Linked DNA regions of Homo sapiens: region 2 is linked to region 1. A link is a loop called in an ENCODE intact Hi-C map of the cell type or tissue named here. Cell type or tissue: ovary. All regions are shown on one strand. Each heading gives the region's core, and the rest is flanking DNA. Links, peaks and the distances in the headings are about the cores only.

What was found. Peaks named below come from ENCODE experiments on the same cell type or tissue, not always from the same donor. Only the 100,000 strongest peaks of a DNase experiment are listed, where the experiment ranks them.
Region 2: a loop joins it to region 1, with 5 times the contacts of the local background. A loop is called at or near these places in 2 of 110 quality-filtered maps.

The regions. Positions count from the first base shown.
Region 1 is chr7:765,758-774,084 of GRCh38, reverse strand. It overlaps DNAAF5 (dynein axonemal assembly factor 5), which reads right to left. Exons shown (of 13, transcript NM_017802.4): 9 at 3,467-3,614; 10 at 1-37. Among named protein-coding and RNA genes, the nearest start is that of PRKAR1B, 43 kb to the right of the region's middle. RefSeq lists enhancers at 5,404-5,931, 5,381-6,580. In ovary, for the core only: no CTCF peak of the experiment used is centred there; DNase peaks (open chromatin) are centred at 1,464, 2,644, 5,014, 5,634 and 3 weaker places; H3K4me3 peaks cover 1,226 bases; H3K27ac peaks cover 4,797 bases.
Region 2 is chr7:701,665-709,991 of GRCh38, reverse strand. The region is part of intron 2 of PRKAR1B (protein kinase cAMP-dependent type I regulatory subunit beta); the gene reads left to right. Among named protein-coding and RNA genes, the nearest start is that of DNAAF5, 21 kb to the left of the region's middle. In ovary, for the core only: no CTCF peak of the experiment used is centred there; no DNase peak of the experiment used is centred there.

The sequences.
Region 1 (8,327 bases), core at 232-8,231:
GTCCTTTGTCACCGTCTCGAGGTAGCTGGGAAACTGCCTGGAACCGGAACGGAGAGGGTGGATGAGGAGACCGGACAGGTGCTCGGAAGAAACGTTTCAGACTAGGGATGAATGGGGCTGAGGGGGGAGCCAAACAGGAAAACGAACTCGACCCCAAAACACGAGGCCCCTCCTCCTCTCAGGAGCTGCTTCTCAGTGCGAATTGGGAGGTTCCTCCAGGCCCAACCCTACCGGGGAGACAGGGGTGCCTGTGCCCCTGGCCTCTCCTGCGGCCCGCGTAGGTCCTGTTCTCCAGAGGCGAGCCAGAGGCCCTGGGCCGAGGGTGCACTTTCAGCCCCTCGCCGCTCCTAGCTTCAAAAGGAGGCCTGAGTGACGCCTGGGCTAGGGCAGGTGCGGTGGTGTCGGCAGCACCCAGTGAGCCCCTTTCCCATCTGCATCCCTCCCCCAGAAAAAGGCCAAGTCTCTCCAGCCACAGAACCCTCTGTCCAGCAAGGACAGTCGCTGCGGCTTCACAGAGGCGGGATGGGAGGGCCACAGGCGCGGTCCGGGGACCCAAGGGCCACAGCTCAGAGAGACGGGCAGTTCCCACCCTGTCGGCGACTTCGTCCTGATGGTGACCAGTCAGGTCAAAGTGCCACCAAGACAAACTCAAAGCAAAATGACACACTCATTAGTGACATCCCAACACCACGGTATGTTTCAAAGGTGGCTCTGGTCTCCAAGACCAGCTCCACAGCCCGCAGCCCTCCAGCGTCCGTGAAGCCTGCACAGCGTCCCTTCCTCTTCTGGAGGCGCCACCGGCTTGCTCCTGGCAGGGGCCATGTTGGGACCAGCCAGGTAGATGAGCAGATGTGGAAAGTGACGTTGGTGTGGTGTGATTTACACGCATTCCGCGAGGTTTCTGGCGTGGGTTCGTTTTTAAGCAGAGCTGCCATTTTCGGCACCGTGACTTGCAAGAGGGCTCTCTGGAATGAACGAACCCAGCGCCTGCTCCATGGTCACCACATGAAATGGCCTGGAAGTCCTGGCCTTCAGGGTGTGGGGTCCAAGTGTGGGCCAGGCGTGCCACACGGGCGCCACCTAGGAGTGCTTAGGTTTTTTTAAATTTTTTTTTTTTTTTTTTTAATTTTGGGGTGAAGGATACTCAGCCTGTGTCTGACAGAAGCTCCATCAGAACTTCTGGGCATTGATCAGAACCACCATCGAACCACTGAATGAGGCACGTTCCTTTTTTTTGAGACAAAGTCTCGCTCTTGCTGCCCAGGCTGGAGTGAAATGGCGCAATCTCCGCTCACTGCAACCTCTGCCTCCCAGGTTCAAGTGATTCTCCTGCCTCAGCCTCCTGAGTAGCTGGGATCACAGGCACTTGCCACCATGCACTGGGGCCGGGTACAGCCAGGCCTGCAGGACCCCAAGACACTATAGTCCACGGGCAGCAGGGCTGGGCACAGCCAGACCCACAGGACCCGAAGACGCTGCAGAGCCGGGGAACGAGGGGCCCAGCGGCTGGTGCTCCGGGTTCCCTGCCCGAGCACATTCCTATTCACAGAGGGACTCGAGGTCCACTGTGGGGCTTGACTTCCAGAAACGGTGCAGCCTCAAAGCCAGGAGCCTCTTGCCCTGAACTCGCAGCCACTTCTCTGGAGCTTCTGTCAGACGCAGGCTGAGCATCCTTCACTTCAGAATGCAAAGTGCTCCAGGGTCTGACCATATCTGAGCACTGACATGATGCTCAAATGAAATACTCACTGGAGCATTTTGGATTTCTGAAGTTCGGATTAGGGATGCTCTACAATGCAATTACTACAGAATTTTAAGAAAACCTAAACACAACTAGTCCCGAGTGTCCCAGGTAAGACACAGAAAGCCTGTGGGAGGCAGCCCTGAGAACCTCTCATGATTCATGGTGTCCAAGGTGGAGACACCATGGCAGACGCAGCCCTCAGCCCTCTTGGGCACCCGCACAGCAGGGACCTGCGTACAGCCGGCGCTCACAGCTGCGGTCAGCAGGAAGGTGCTCTGCGCAGACGATGGTCAGTGGCGACTCCCCGCCCACCATTTCTACTTCAGCAGAGCCAACTTGCTATTTCATGATTCTAAAAATAAAAACCAAACGGATAAAAAAAAAAATCTTTCCTATTAAAATAGCTAGTAAGTTCATTAAAATCACTGCCATCTGAACACTTTACTTCTCTTGACGCCAACCGCCTTCCACAAGACGTTGTTAGGCGCACTTTCTTTGGGAACTCAGCCCAGATGTGGAAACTGTGCTCTGCAGAGTTAACTGTTCCTGGGCAGAACCTGCCCAGCGGTTCCTCCCAAAATACAGCCGAGTGTGAGTTCCAGAGGGAAGGGCCTGGACCCTGCTGTGTTATCTGCATGGCATCTACACAAATATCAGCCTGCAAGCTGGACAGCTGCCACGGCTCTCGGTTCATATCTTTCTATGGTCCGTTCTAAGCCCTGAAGTCTTTGAAGACAAGCAGGAAACAAAATTTCCTGCAGTACGACAGGCGGGCTGAGGCCCGAGAGCAGAGATGAGGGTCATGAAGGAGAAAAGTCTGAGCGCCTGGACTCTTTCCACATGAGGCTCTGGTGTGTGAACTGCTTTCCGCTTTGACAGATGTGCTGCTGGGGCGGGTCCCGGTGCTGACGCAGCCCAGATCCAGCCGCACAGGCGGGGGTAGGACCCAGCTGACGGCACCTTTTGCTCTGAGCAAAGTAAGTGGCAGGGCCCTAAGAGCTGCCTCAGCAGTGGCACCCGGGCGGGGCCTCTTCCTCCACTGTCCCTCCCAGTGCTCCTAGAGGGCACCCATGCTTCTTGCCCTTACTTCAAAGCCGTACACCTGGAGGCCCTAGACCCTCGGGGTCTTAATGCCACCTAAAAGTTGTCTTAGATAACAAAGAGGTATTTTTACCACTTTGACCATCAATAGAAATTCAATCAGTTGTTTGTTAGGTTTGAAAAGTGCCCAAAGGCTTTTAAAACAGAGAACAGCTAATACATAAGCCATTAACAGTTAATGTTCCCTAAAACTTTTTCATTCACTGGAATTTTAATGACCACACGGAGATGACTTTGACTTAGTGCTTCTCTGTGCATTCCCTGCCGAGAGCTTGTGTTTACCCAGTGAGGATGGACTAGCTGCTTCCAGGCCAGTTAAGCTCAGGGGTCACTGCACACGCCCACCTCAGACTTGGTGTGGGGAACCCTCACCCAGAGTGCTGTGGGGGAGGGAGGTGGGGACCCCCGGCCCACCTTAGACTCGGCGTGGGGGAGGGAGGTGGGGACCCCCGGCCCACCTTTGACTCAGTGTGGGGGAGGGAGATGGGGAACCCCTTGCGCAGTGCAGTGTTGGGGAAGGAGGTGGGAACCCCCTTGCTCAGTGAGCTGTTGGGGAGGGAGATGGGGACCCCTGGCCCAGGCCCCAGCTGGGGGCCGTGCAGAGGCAGAGCCCGGACCTACCCCTGGGAGTTGATGGTGTCCGTGGCTCTGAGCAGCACGGTGGACAGGATGGAGAACAGCTTCAGGCGCATCTGCGGGTCTTGGGAGGGCTGCAGACAGGCCCTCAGCGTGGGCACGACGTGTGGCAGGGCTTCTCCCAGGGCAGGGCCTGTAAGACACAACAGAGGCTCCTGTGCACGGCCCTCAGGAGACGGGAGGAGGCCCCATCCAGCACAGGCCCAGGCTCAGGCGCTCCCACCTGGGAGAGGGCACTATCGGCCACCACCTCCCCGCTTCCTCTTTCTCAATCAGTAAGGTGATTATCACAGAAAAGCAGCAGAAAATTTTAACCCCCCAAAATCACGTTTTTCCATATGAAAACCTATTTGGTCAGGCATGGTGGCTCATGCCTATAATCCCAGCACTTTGGGAGGCCAAGGAGGGAGGATCACCTGAGGTCCAGAGTTTGAGACCAGCCTGGTCAACATGGTGAAACCCCATCTCCACTAAAAATACAAAAATTACCCTAGCATGGTGGCATATACCTGTAGTCCCATCTACTTGGGAGGCTGAGGCAGGAGAATCACTTGAACCTGGGAGGTGGAGGTTGCAGTGAGCCGAGATCGTGCCACTGCACTCCAGCCTGGGTGACAAAGTGAGACTATGTCTCAAAAAAACAAAAACAAAAACAAAACCTGGACGTGGTGGCTCACGCCTATAATTCCAGCACTTTGGAAAGCCAAGATGGGTGACCTGAGGTCACCTGAGGTCGGGAGTTCGAGACCAGCCTGACCAACATGGAGAAAAATCCCATCTCTACTAAAAATACAAAATTAGCTGGGCGTGGTGGTGGGCGCCTGTAATCCCAGCTGCTTGACTGCTTGAACCCGTGAGGCGGAAGTTGCGGTGAGCTGAGATCGCACTATTGCACTCCAGCCTGGGCACCAAGAGCAAAACTCCATCTCAAAAACAAAACAACCTTCCATTTTTCTTAAACTTTTCTAAATTTTTTTGAAAAATTAAAGTCAAGCAATAGTTGAAACAACGACCAAAATCAATTGTTTCAGTGAAAGAACTTCTTTAATATCTGCTTCTCAGCGTTGCAGCCCTCACCCCGCCCACACTCAGGGCCAAGCTCCTGCACCGTGGCTGCTCTCCGGTGGGCGCGAGGCTTGGGCGCCTGCACTGTGCATCCTACGCCCCAAGGGGTCCCCACTGCAGTAGGGCCGCCCCGCCTCCCTGTAAGTCTCCATGAATGACAGGGCAAGGACAGCTCTGAGAGTCCCTGCAGCGTCTCCTGCCAGGCTCAGCCTGCAGGCCCAGGAGCTGAAGGCTCAGGGTGGGGACTGGGTTGGGGCCGCAGAAGGAGGCGCTCTGGCCCCGGGCCAGTGTAGAGGGAGCGTCCACTGGCTTATCCAAGCAACTGTGAGTCACCTTGAGCCGTTGCTGGGGACCTCGCGATGTGAGCCTTCTCCCTGGCGCCGCCAGTCATCAGAGCAGGCTGCTCGGTAGTGGACTGAGACCCCCGCACCTGCCCTTGCCACACGGAGACGCAATGTACTCGCTGCTCTGGCTCGAAGTCAGGCCTCGCGGTGAGACCAGCTGGTGTCTTGGAGGGCCTCCCCACGCAGCCGGGCAGGAGGCGTTGCACCGAAGCTGCTGGGACGCCTGACTTGAGCCTCCCGCCAGAGCACGAGTCTTGGGCCAAGTGCCGCCCTGCCACGAGAACCACGCTGCTTCTGACCCAGTTTCTGACTGTTTCACCCTCTCTACATCTTAAACTGGAAACAAGACAGTGTTTCTGGCTTAAAAACAAAAAGAAAACAGCCAAATGTCCACAGGTCAAGTCCAACTCCTGGGATGGGAAAAAGAAGCACGCTGACGGGTGAGCCACTTGCTGTCAAGAATGTTCAAACCTGACGCCTGGGCCACGTGTCTGCCTTCCCAGCATGAGCGCTCCTGCTTGCAGCACGGACACTTCTGCCCGGGCCACCCATCTGCCTTCCCAGCATGAGCGCTCCTGCTCGAGGTAGGCGTGGACACTTCCGCCTGGGCCACGTGTCTGCCCTCCCAGCACTAGCGCTCCTGCTTGCAGCACGGACACTTCCACTGGACCACTTGTCTGCCCTCCCAGCGCGAGCTCCTGCTCGCTGCACGGACACTTCCGCCCGGACCACGTGTCTGCCCTCCCAGCCGGAGCGCCCACTCGCAGCACAGACACTTCCGCCCGGACCACGTGTCTTCCCTCCCAGTGTGAGCTGCGGCTCACAGCACAGACACTTCCGCCAGGATCACGTGTCTGCCCTCCCAGCGAGAGCTCCTGCTCGCAGCACGGACACTTCCGCCCAGACCACGTGTCTCCCCTCCCAGCGCTAGCTCCTCCTCGCAGCACGGACACTTCCGCCCTGATCACGTGTCTCCCCTCCCAGTGCGAGCTCCTGCTGCAGCATGGACACTTCCGCCTGGACCACGTGTCTGCGCTCCCAGCCGCGAGCGCTCGCAGCATGGACACTTCCGCCCAGATCACCTGTCTCCGCTCCCAGCGCGAGCTCCCGCTCGCTGCACGGACACTTCCGCCCGGACCACGTGTCTGCCCTCCCAGCGCCAGCTCCTGCTCGCTGCAAGGACACTTCCGCCCGGGCCACGTGTCTACCTTCCAAGCACGAGCGCTCCTGCTGGCGGACACTTCTGCCCGGAGCCACGTGTCCGCCCTCCCAGCACTAGCGCTCCTGCTTGCAGCAGGGACACTTCCACCGGACCATGTGTCTGCCCTCCCAGCGTGAGCTCCTGCTCGCAGCAGGGACACTTCCACCCGGACCACGTGTCTGCCCTCCCAGCGGGAGCTCCTGCTGGCAGCACGGACACTTCCGCCCGGATCACGTGTCTCCCCTCCCAGCGCCAGCTCCGCCTCGCAGCACGGACACTTCCGCCCTGATCACGTGTCTCCCCTCCCAGTGCGAGTTCCTGCTTGCAGCACGGACACTTCTGCACTGGCTTCACTTTCCCTCCATATCACACCACACCTGTCTTCCCATTTTGCTATAAAGGCTTAGGATAATTGTTTTTAATGGTTGCCAGAGCATTTCTTCTATGGAAATATCATTATGTATTTAACTTCGTATGAGGTATTTGGGTCACTTACAATTTCTATTAAATTATGCCCCGATGCATATTTTTGGGTGCATAGCTTTTTCCATAATTAGAATTGGAAGGATAGATTCTCATGAATGTGATTGCTGGATGAAAGGAGTGAAGACATTGGCAATTCCAGATGCGCAGCGTCCCACGGCTTTCCAAAAGCACCTTGGCACTCCCAGCTCAGCCACCCTAGGCAGCAGCTATTTCACTTAATTGGATAAATGAAGAAATGGGACCCTACAGTCTTTTTTTTTTTTTTTTTTGAGACCGAGTCTCGCTCTGTCGCCTAGGCTGGAGGGCAGTGGCACAGTCTCGGCTCACTGCAAGCCCCGTCTCCTGGGTTCACGCCATTGTCCTGCCTCAGCCTCCCGAGTAGCTGGGACCACAAGCGCCCGCCACCGCACCCAGCTAATTTTTTGTATTTTTAGTAGAGACGGGGTTTCATCATGTTAGCCAGGATGGTCTCGATCTCCTGACATCGGGATCTGCCTGCCTCGGCCTCCCAAAGTGCTGGGATTACAGGCGTGAGCCACCACGCCCAGCGGGACCCTACAGTCTTTAATTCATATTTCCTCATCACTAGAAGGGCTGGATAGTTCCCACTCTATTTGCTTATTAGTTGTATTAATTCTTTTTTATAAAATGTGGATATTTTGCCTGTTTGTTTGGGAGTTAATGCTTTTTGTTTTTTGGAATCATGGTCTCTCTCTGTTGTCCGGGCTGGAGTGCAGTGGTACAATCACAGCTCCCTGAAGCCTCAATTTCTGAGCTCACGTGAGCCTCCTTGCCTCAGCCTCTATCATCAGAGCAGGCTGCTCGGTTATGGACTCAGAGTGCTGAGATTATAGGCGTGAGCCACCGTGCCCAACTCTTAATGCTTTTGTTCTCATTTTGTGTCAGCTTTATGTAACAAAGATCTCACACTGTCATCCTTATTGCAAATATTTTCCTAAGTCTATGTTCCTTTTATTTTGGTTCAAATGTATATAGTCAAATCAATGTCTTTGTAGATCCCCCATCCTCTCAAAGTTTAGAAATTATCCCTTTCTGTATGTTTAAAATAATTAAAATTTAAAAGGTATCTTCCCATAGAACTTTTGTAAATGAGAAATTTAAAAATTTCTCCTATTAAAAAATTGTTTTAATCCTTTTGTCTTCTGTTTATTACAGTAGTGCATGCTCATTAGAGAAAGCTTAGAAAAACATAGAAAAAAATAAAGAAGAAAATAAAAATCATCTGTATTCCAAGGACACGATGTTGGAAATATTGTATTATATTTGAGGCTGTGCCCCCGACTCCCAAGAGCACCACACATGTGTGCGCTCAGATGGGGCTCAGAGAACATAATCATCATTGGGAAATGCAGTTTTAAACCAGGCATGGTGGCTTATGCCTGTTAATCCCAGCACTTTGGGAGGGTGAGGTGGGAAGACTGTTCGAGCCTAGGAGTTTGAGGTCAGCCTGGGCAACATAAAGAGACCCCATGTCTACAAAAAATACAAAAATTAGCCAGGCGTGGTAGTGGGTGCCTGTGGTCCCAGCTACTCAGGAGGCTGAGGCAGGAGGATCGCTTGAGCCCAGGAGTTCAAGACTAGCCTGGCAGCATATATGACCCCATTTCTAGAAAAACATACAGAAGTAGCCAGGTGGCGTATGCCTACAATCCCATCTACTCAGGAGGCTAAGGCAGAAAAATCACTTGATCCCGGAAGTTTGAGGCTACAGTGAGCTGTGATCGTACCA
Region 2 (8,327 bases), core at 81-8,080, 64 kb after region 1:
TCCTCTCCACCGAATTCCCCCTCAAATGTTTTTATAAAAACGTAGTTGTAGGCCAGATACGGTGGCTTATACCTGTAATCCCAGCATTTGGAAGGTCGAGGTGGGAAGATCACTTGAGGTCAGGAATTCGACCTTGTCTCTCAAAAACATTTAAAAAGTTTGCTGGGTGTGGTGGCACCTGCTTGTGGTCCCAGCTACCCAGGGGCTGAGGTGGGAGGATCACTTGAGCCCAGGAGTTTGAGGCTGTGGTGAACCATGATCACACCACTGCACTCCAGCCTGGGCAACAGAGCGAAACCCTGTCTCAGAAATACATACACACGGCTGGGTGCAGTGGCTCACGCCTGTAATCCCAGCACTTTGGGAGGCTGAGGTGGGCAGATCACGAGGTCAGGAGATCGAGACCATCCTGGCTAACACAGTGAAACCGCGTCTCTACTAAAAATACAAAAAATTAGCCGGGCGAGGTGGCAGGCGCCTGTAGTCCCAGCTACTCAGGAGGCTGAGGCAGGAGAATGGCGTGTACCTGGGAGGTGGAGCTTGCAGTGAGCCAGGATGGCGCCACTGCACTCTAGCCTGGGCGACAGCGAGACTCCGTCTCAAAAAAAAAAAAAAAAAAAGAAATACATACACACACACATGCATACACACATGCATACACACACATACATACATGCATACGTGGATACATACGTACATAAGTCTTAGTTGCAGTCACGTTATAGATGCAATTCGTATTTTGTATTTTTCATTTTTTATATATTCTTTAAAGACCTCTCTTTAAGTGACTGCATAATGTTATACTAAGGTTTTTCAACCTTTCCTCCGTGAGTGAATGGACAATTGAGTTGTTTCCTTTTTTTTTTTTTTTTTTTTTTTTTTTAGTATTAAATATTGGGGCTGGTGGGTGCGGTGGCTCACACCTGTAATCCCAGCAATTTAGGAGGCCGAGGCAGGTGGATCATGAGGTCAGGAGTTTGAGACCACCTTGACCAACACAGTGAAACCCCGTCTCTACTAAAAATACAAAAATTAGCCGGGTGTGGTGGCACGCACCTGTAATCCCAGCTACTCAGGAGGCTGAGGCAGGAGAATTGGCTTGAACCCGGGAGGTGGAGGTTGCAGTGAGCAAAGATGCGTCACTGCACTCTGGCCTGGGCGACAGAGGGAGACTCCGTCTCAGAAAAAAAAAAAAAAAAAATTGGGGCCGGGCACAGTGACTCATGCCTGTAATCCCAGCACTTTGGGAGGCCCAGGAGGGTGGATCGCTTGCACACAGGAGTTGGAGACCAGCCTGGCCAACGTGGTGAAACCCCATCTCTACTAAAAATACAAAAATTAACTGGGCGTGGTGGCATGTGCCTGTAATCCCAACTACTTGGGAGGCTGAGGCGGGAGAATTGTTTGAACCAGGGAGGCGGAGGTTGCAGTGAGCTGATTGCAACACTGCCCTCCAGTCTGGGCAACAGAGCGAGAGTCTGTCTCAAAAATAAATAAATTTTTTAAAAAAGTATATGGGAGGATGTGTGTAGGTTACATGCAAATATGACACCATTTTATATCAGGGACTTCAGCATCCATGGGTTCTGGTTATCCTTAGAGATTCTAGAACCATCTCCCATGGATACCAGGGGATGACTGTACCACACACCGGGCATCTTAAACAGAAATGTCTCCTCCCACAGTTCTGGAGGCTGAAAGTCTGAGATCAAGGTGTATTGGGATGGCTCCTTCTGGGTCTGTGTGGGAGAAGGAGATCTTAGGTGGTCCAGGCTGGAAGTCCGAGATCGAGGTGTATTGGGATGGCTCCTTCTGGGTCCGTGTGGGAGAAGGTTCTATGTCTCCCCCGGCTCTGGGTGGTTCTGGCGATTTTGGGTGGTCCGGGCTGGAAGTCCGAGATTGAGGTGTATTGGGATGGCTAATTCTGGGTCCGTGTGGGATAAGGTTCTGTGTCTCCCCTGGCTCTGGGTGGTGCTGGTGATCATCTTGGGTGGTCCAGGCTGGAAGTCTGAGATCAAGGTGTGGTGGGATGGCTCCTTCTGGGTCCGTGTGGGAGAAGGTTCTGTGTCTCCCCCGGCTCCAGGTGGTGCTGGTGATCATCTTGGGTGGTCCAGGCTGGAAGTCTGAGACCAAGGTGTGGTGGGATGGCTCCTTCTGGGTCCATGTGGGAGAAGGTTCTGTGTCTCCCCCAGCTCCGGGTGGTGCTGGCGATTGTGGGTGGTCCAGGCTGGTAGACGCATCGCGGGTCCTGCCTTCATCTTCACATGGTGTTCTGCCCCCTGACAGTGTCTGTGTCCAGATTTCCCCTTCTCATAGGGACACTAGTCATCCTGGACCAAGGCCACCCCAATGACCTCTTGTAACTTCCTCACCTCCGTCAAGACCCTGCCTCCAAGTAAGGTCAACTTCTGAGGTTCTGAGGTTCTGAGGTTCTGAGGTTAGGACTCCAGAATGTCTATTTCTGGGGACACGATTCACGGATCCCAGCGGCCTTCTTGGGCGTGGGCAGGGCAATTTTTCTCAGGCCTTCCTCCAACAGCAAGCCTTTGCTGAGTGAAAATAGCAGGTTGCAAGACAGGATCTATGGTACAATTCCATTTTTGTCGAAAGGGTTGCCGACAATAATGTGTTATATGCAAAGAAAAAAATCTGAGGGGCGTCCGCCAAAATGTTGAAAAGAGTGGCGTCTCAGGGCACGATTGCAGGTGATTTTTGTTTGTTTTCTGCAGTAGCTGATAGGGACAGGCATTGGGGAGCTTTAGTGAAGTCTTTGAAGTTGCATGCGTGTTCTACATGTGGGTGCGTTTAACTGGGAAGAATTCCTCTTAGCTTGCGATGGATTCTCAAATGGAGCTGAGATCCCCAAATATAAACCAGCTAACAGGGCCCTAAAATTCCATGGAGTCTCATTTCCTGCTGCGTGTTCTGGACCAGTGAGGTGCTGTGGAATGTTTACAATAGAACCGGGAAGTGTGCCTCTGGGTAGGGCGGCAGCCCTGGTGGAGAGGGTGAGGTCTGGGCCACCCCCTCGAGGCCAGCCAGGGCTGAGTGGAGGGCAGAAGCCCCTGATGGAGGATTTTTCTTCACTTGTATCCCAAGCAGGGTGCATGTTTGTGAGGCTTTCATAAAGCACCTGGGATAAAACACAGGCCAGCAGGGATGGCCCAGCTCTTGGAGTGCCGTCCGGGCTGGGCCTCTGGTGCTCTGGCCTTCGTGAGTGAGTTCTTCTGTGGTGGAGACTTAAGCAGATAAAATATTCCTTATTTGGGCCGGGCGCGGTGGCTCATGCCTGTAATCCCAGCACTTTGGGAGGCTGAGGCGGGCGGATCACGAGGTCAGGAGATCGAGACCATTCTGGCTAACACAGTGAAACCCTGTCTCTACTAAAAAAAAAAAAAAAAAAAAATTAGCTGGGCATGGTGGCGGGTGCCTGTAGTCCCAGTGAGAGGCTGAGGTAGGAGAATTGCTTGAACCCAGGAGGTAGAGGTTGCAGTGAGCCCAGATCGCGCCACTGCACTCTAGCCTGGGTGATAGAGCGAGACTCCGTCTCAAAAAAAAAAAAAAAAAAATTCCTTATTTGATGGCAAAACACAGCGTGGGAGTTTCCCCAGCAAGATGTGATCTTTCCGAAGATTATCCAAAATGACACCATCAATCTTCTTTTTTGAGACAGGGTCTGGCTCTGTTGTCCAGGCTAGAGTACAGTGGTATGATTTCAGCTCACTGCAACCTCCACCTCTCAGGCTCAAGCCATCTTCCCACCTCAGCTTCCTGAGTAGCTGGGAGTACCGGTGCCCACCACCATGCCTGGCTAATTTTTGTATTTTTTGTGGAGACGGGATTTCGCCATGTTGCCCAGGCTGGTCTTGAACTCCTGAGCTCAAGCGGTCCTCCCCACTCGGCTTCCCAAAGTGCTGGGGTTATAGATGTGAGCCACCACGCCCGGCTCATCTGTTTTTCTTTTCGAGACAGAGTTTTACTCTTGTTGCCCAGGCTGGAGAGCAGTGGCACAGTCTCAGCTCACTGCAACCTCTGCCTCCTGGGTTCAAGCAATTCTCCTGCCTCAGCCTCCCGAGTAGCTGGGATTACAGGCGCCTGCCACCACGCCCGGCTAATTTTATATTTTCAGTAGAGACGGGGTTTCAGCACGTTGGTCAGTGTGGTCTTGAACTCCTGACCTCAGGTGATCCACCTGCCTCGGCCTCCCAGTGTGTTGGGATTAGAGACGTGAGCCACAGTGCCCGCCTCATCTGTGTTTTTCTGCATCAACAGGTCCTGCATTTTTATTGCCGGCAGTGTTCTGTTGCATAGATGGATTGCAGCTTGTCTGTCCTGTACCCTGTCTAGGAACACTTGGATCCTTTCCAGTTTTTGCCAACTACAAATAAAGCTGCTATAAATATTCGTCTTACAGGTTTTTAATGTGGAAGTAGGTTTTTATTTCACTTGAGTAAATATTTAGTAGTGAGATTCCTGGGTCATAGGGTAAGTGTATGTTTATAAGAAACTGCCAAACTGTTTTCCAGAATGTCTGTCCTATCTCGTGTTCCAAGCAGCCGTGATTCTTGTTCCTCAGTATCGGCAGCCTTTGATACTGTCAGTTTTAAAAAACGTTTAGCCATTCTAATAGGTATATGGTGGCACCTAAAATGTTTTTTTTTTTCTTTTTTCTTTTTTTTTTTTTTAATTGAGACAGAGTCTTGCTCTGTCACCCAGGCTGGAGGGCAATGGCGTGATCTCGGTTTACTGCAGCCTCTGCTCCCCGCGTTCAGGTGATTTTCAAGCGATTTTCCTGCCTCAGCCTCCCGGATAGCTAGGATTACAGGCATGTGCCACCATGCCTAGCTAGTTTTTGTATTTTTAGTAGAGATGGGGTTTCACCATGTTGGCCAGGTTGGTCTTGAACTCCTGACCTCAGATGCTCCACCCGCCTCAGCCTCCCAAAGTGCTGGGATTACAGGCGTGAGCCACTGCGCCCGGCCCTAAAGTGGTTTTATTTTACATTTCCTGATGACTAAAGTTGTTGAGGATGTTTTCATACGCTTATTTTCCACTCAAATATCTTCTTTGGTGAAGTGTCTGTTCATGTATTTTGTCCATTTTTCTTATTAGGTTGTCTGTTTTCTTACTACTGAGTTTCAGAATTTTTTATAAACTGTCAGATATTTAATTTACAAAATATTTTCTTCTAGTATGTGGCTTGTTTATTTATTTATTTACTCCGAGACAGAGTCTTGCTTTGTTGACCAGGCTGGAGTGCAGTGGTGCGATCTTAGCTCACTGCAACCCGCCCCTCCTGGGTTCAAGTGATTCTCCTGCCTCAGCCTCCCGAGTAGCTGGGATTACAGGCATCGCGCCTGGCTCATTTTTGTATTTTTGGTGGGGACGGGATTTCACCATGTTGGACAGGCTGCTCTCGAACTCCTGACCTCAAGTGATCCACCCGCCTCGGCCTCCCAAAGCGCTGGGATTACAGGCGTGAGCCACCGCACCCGGCCATAGTTTGTGTATTTCAAGGCATTGTTCCGTTTCATTTAAGTTGTTACATTTATCAATATAGAGTAATATTACCTCATCCTTTTAATGTCTGTAGTGTTTGTATTATTTCATTCCTGAGGTGGTTTTCTGAGATGGTTTTCATTCCTGAGACGGTAATTTCTGGCTTTTCTTTTTTGCTTGATCAGTCTGGCTAGAAGTTTATCAATTTTACTGATCTTTTCAAAGAGTTAGATTTTAATTTCATCGATTTTGTCTATTTTTGTTTAGATTTTATCTGTTTCTCCTCTTATTTTTATTATTTCATTTCTTCTTCAGTCTTTGGGTTTTATCTGTTCTTCATAAAATTTCTTAAGGTGAAATTTTAGATGATTAAGGCTTTTTATCTGATAGAAATATATAATGCTACAGATTTTTCTCTAAAGCACTGTTCTAACTATATTTCACAGATTTTGATGTGCTGTATTTTCATTTTCTATTTAGCTCAAAATATTTTCCATTTTACCTTGAGATTTCCTCTTTGGTTCATCTTATTTAGAAATTTGTTGTCTAATTTCCAAATATTTGGGGATTTTTTTGATATCTCTCTGTTATTTATTTCTAGTTTAATTTCATTATGGTCAGGGAACATAGCTTATATGGTTTTGAATCTTTATTTTGTTAAGGTGTGGTTTATGGCTGATCATATGCTTTATCTTGGTGAATATCACACGTGCCCTTAGAAACACTGTGTGCTGCTGTTGGGTGCTGTGTTCTGGAAATGTTGGTTAGGTCTGGTTGTTTGAGGGGTTGTTCAGGTTAGGGTCTTTTGCATTCCTGCTGATTTTTTTTTTTTTTTTTGAGACAGAGTCTTGCTCTGTTGCCCAGGCTGGAGTGCAGTGACGTGATCTCGGCTCACTCCAAGCTCCACCTCCCGGGTTCGTGCCATTCTCCTGCCTCAGCCTCCCAAGTAGCTGGGACTACAGGCGTCTGCCACCACGCCCAGCTAATTTTTTGTGTGTTTTTAGTAGAGATGGGGTTTCACTGTGTTAGCCACAGGAGATCGATGGTCTCGATCTCTTGACCTCGTGATCCACCCACCTCAACCTCCCAAAGTGGTGGGATTACAGGCATGAGCCACTGCACCTGGCCCATTCTTGCTGATTCTTTTTGGCCCCTTGCTATACCTACTACCAAAGAACAGCATTGAAACTTCCAATTATAATTTGTCTGTGTCTCCTTTAATTCTATCAGTTTTTGCTTTATGTGTTTTGGAGCTCTGTTATTAGTTGCATATACATTTGGGATTGCTATGTTTTCATGTGAATAAACCCTCTTATCATTATTCGATGTTTCTCTTTGTTCCTGGTAATTTTCATTGTTCTGAAGTCTGCTTTATCTGATATTAATACAGCCACATTATTAGGATTTGTGTGATTAATCTTTTTCTATCCTCTTATTTTAGCTATATCAGTAAAGTGTGTGTCTTATAGATAGCATATACTTGGTTTTCTTTTTTTATATGATTTGACAGTTTCTGTCTTTTAATTGGTGTGTTTAGATTATCCACTTTTTAAAAAGAAAATACTGTTTATTACTATATATGTAGTACATATAGTATATATAGTATAGTATATATTATGATGCATCTTTATTTATTTATTTATGTATTTATTTATTTACTTATTTTTTTGAGACGGAGTCTTGCCCCGTTTGCCCAGGCTGGAGTGCAGTGGCACAATCTCCGCTCACTGCGAGCTCCGCCTCCTGGGTTCACACCATTCTCCTGCCTCAGCCTCCCGAGTAGCTGGGACTACAGGCACCTGCCACCACACCCGGCAAATTTTTTGTATTTTTAGTAGAGACAGGGTTTCACCGTGTTAGCCAGGATGGTCTCGATCTCCTGACCTCGTGATCCGCCTGCCTCGGCCTCCCAAAGTGCTGAGATTACAGGTGTGAGCCCCACGCCCAGCCTATGATGCATCTTAATATGATTTTCTTTGAGTTTGTCTGGTTTCCCTTTGCAAATCTTGATGTTAATTTATGTCCTTCAAGAAATTTGGCAAGTTTTCAACCATTATTTTTTAAGATGGTTACTTTTATATATCTTACCTCATGTATAGATCATGTACATTTAATGTAATTATTGATATGGTTGGATTTAGGTCTACCATTTAATTATTTTTCTATTTGTTTTCTCTGTTTTTTTTCCTATGTTTCTTTTTTCCTTCCTTCTTTTAGATTATTTGATTATTTTTTAGTACTTACTGTCTTTTTTACTGTTTTTCTTTAAGTGATTGCTATAGGCATTATAATATACATACATAACTTTACACAGACTTTTTAGAGTTGATATTTTACCATTTCAAGTAAAACATACAAGTTTTCCATCACATAGGCCCATTTACCTTCCCCTTATTATTTCTGGTTGTTGTACGTATCATCTTTACACATGTTGAACTTTCCCCCACTCCCTTGACAATGTTATAATTTTTACTTTTAACACTTTCACGTATTTTCAGTAATTTAAGAGGGGCAAATAGTCTAGAAGATGTACCTGGGTATTTCCCATTTCTGTCACTCTTCCGTGGTTCCTGAAGTGTTTTTCTTTCCCTCTGTGATCATTTCCCCCACCAGCCTGAAGAACTCGCTTTAGCATTCCTCTTAGAGCAGGATTGCTGGTGACAGATTCTCAGTTTCCTTCATCTGAGAATCTCTCTGGTTTGCCTTCATTCCTGAAGGACAAGGACATGTTTACAGATACAGGATTCTGAGTGGAGAGTGATTTTATTTCAGCAGTTTAAAGATGTCTTCCCATTGTTCTTTATGGTTTCTGATGACAAATCAGCCTT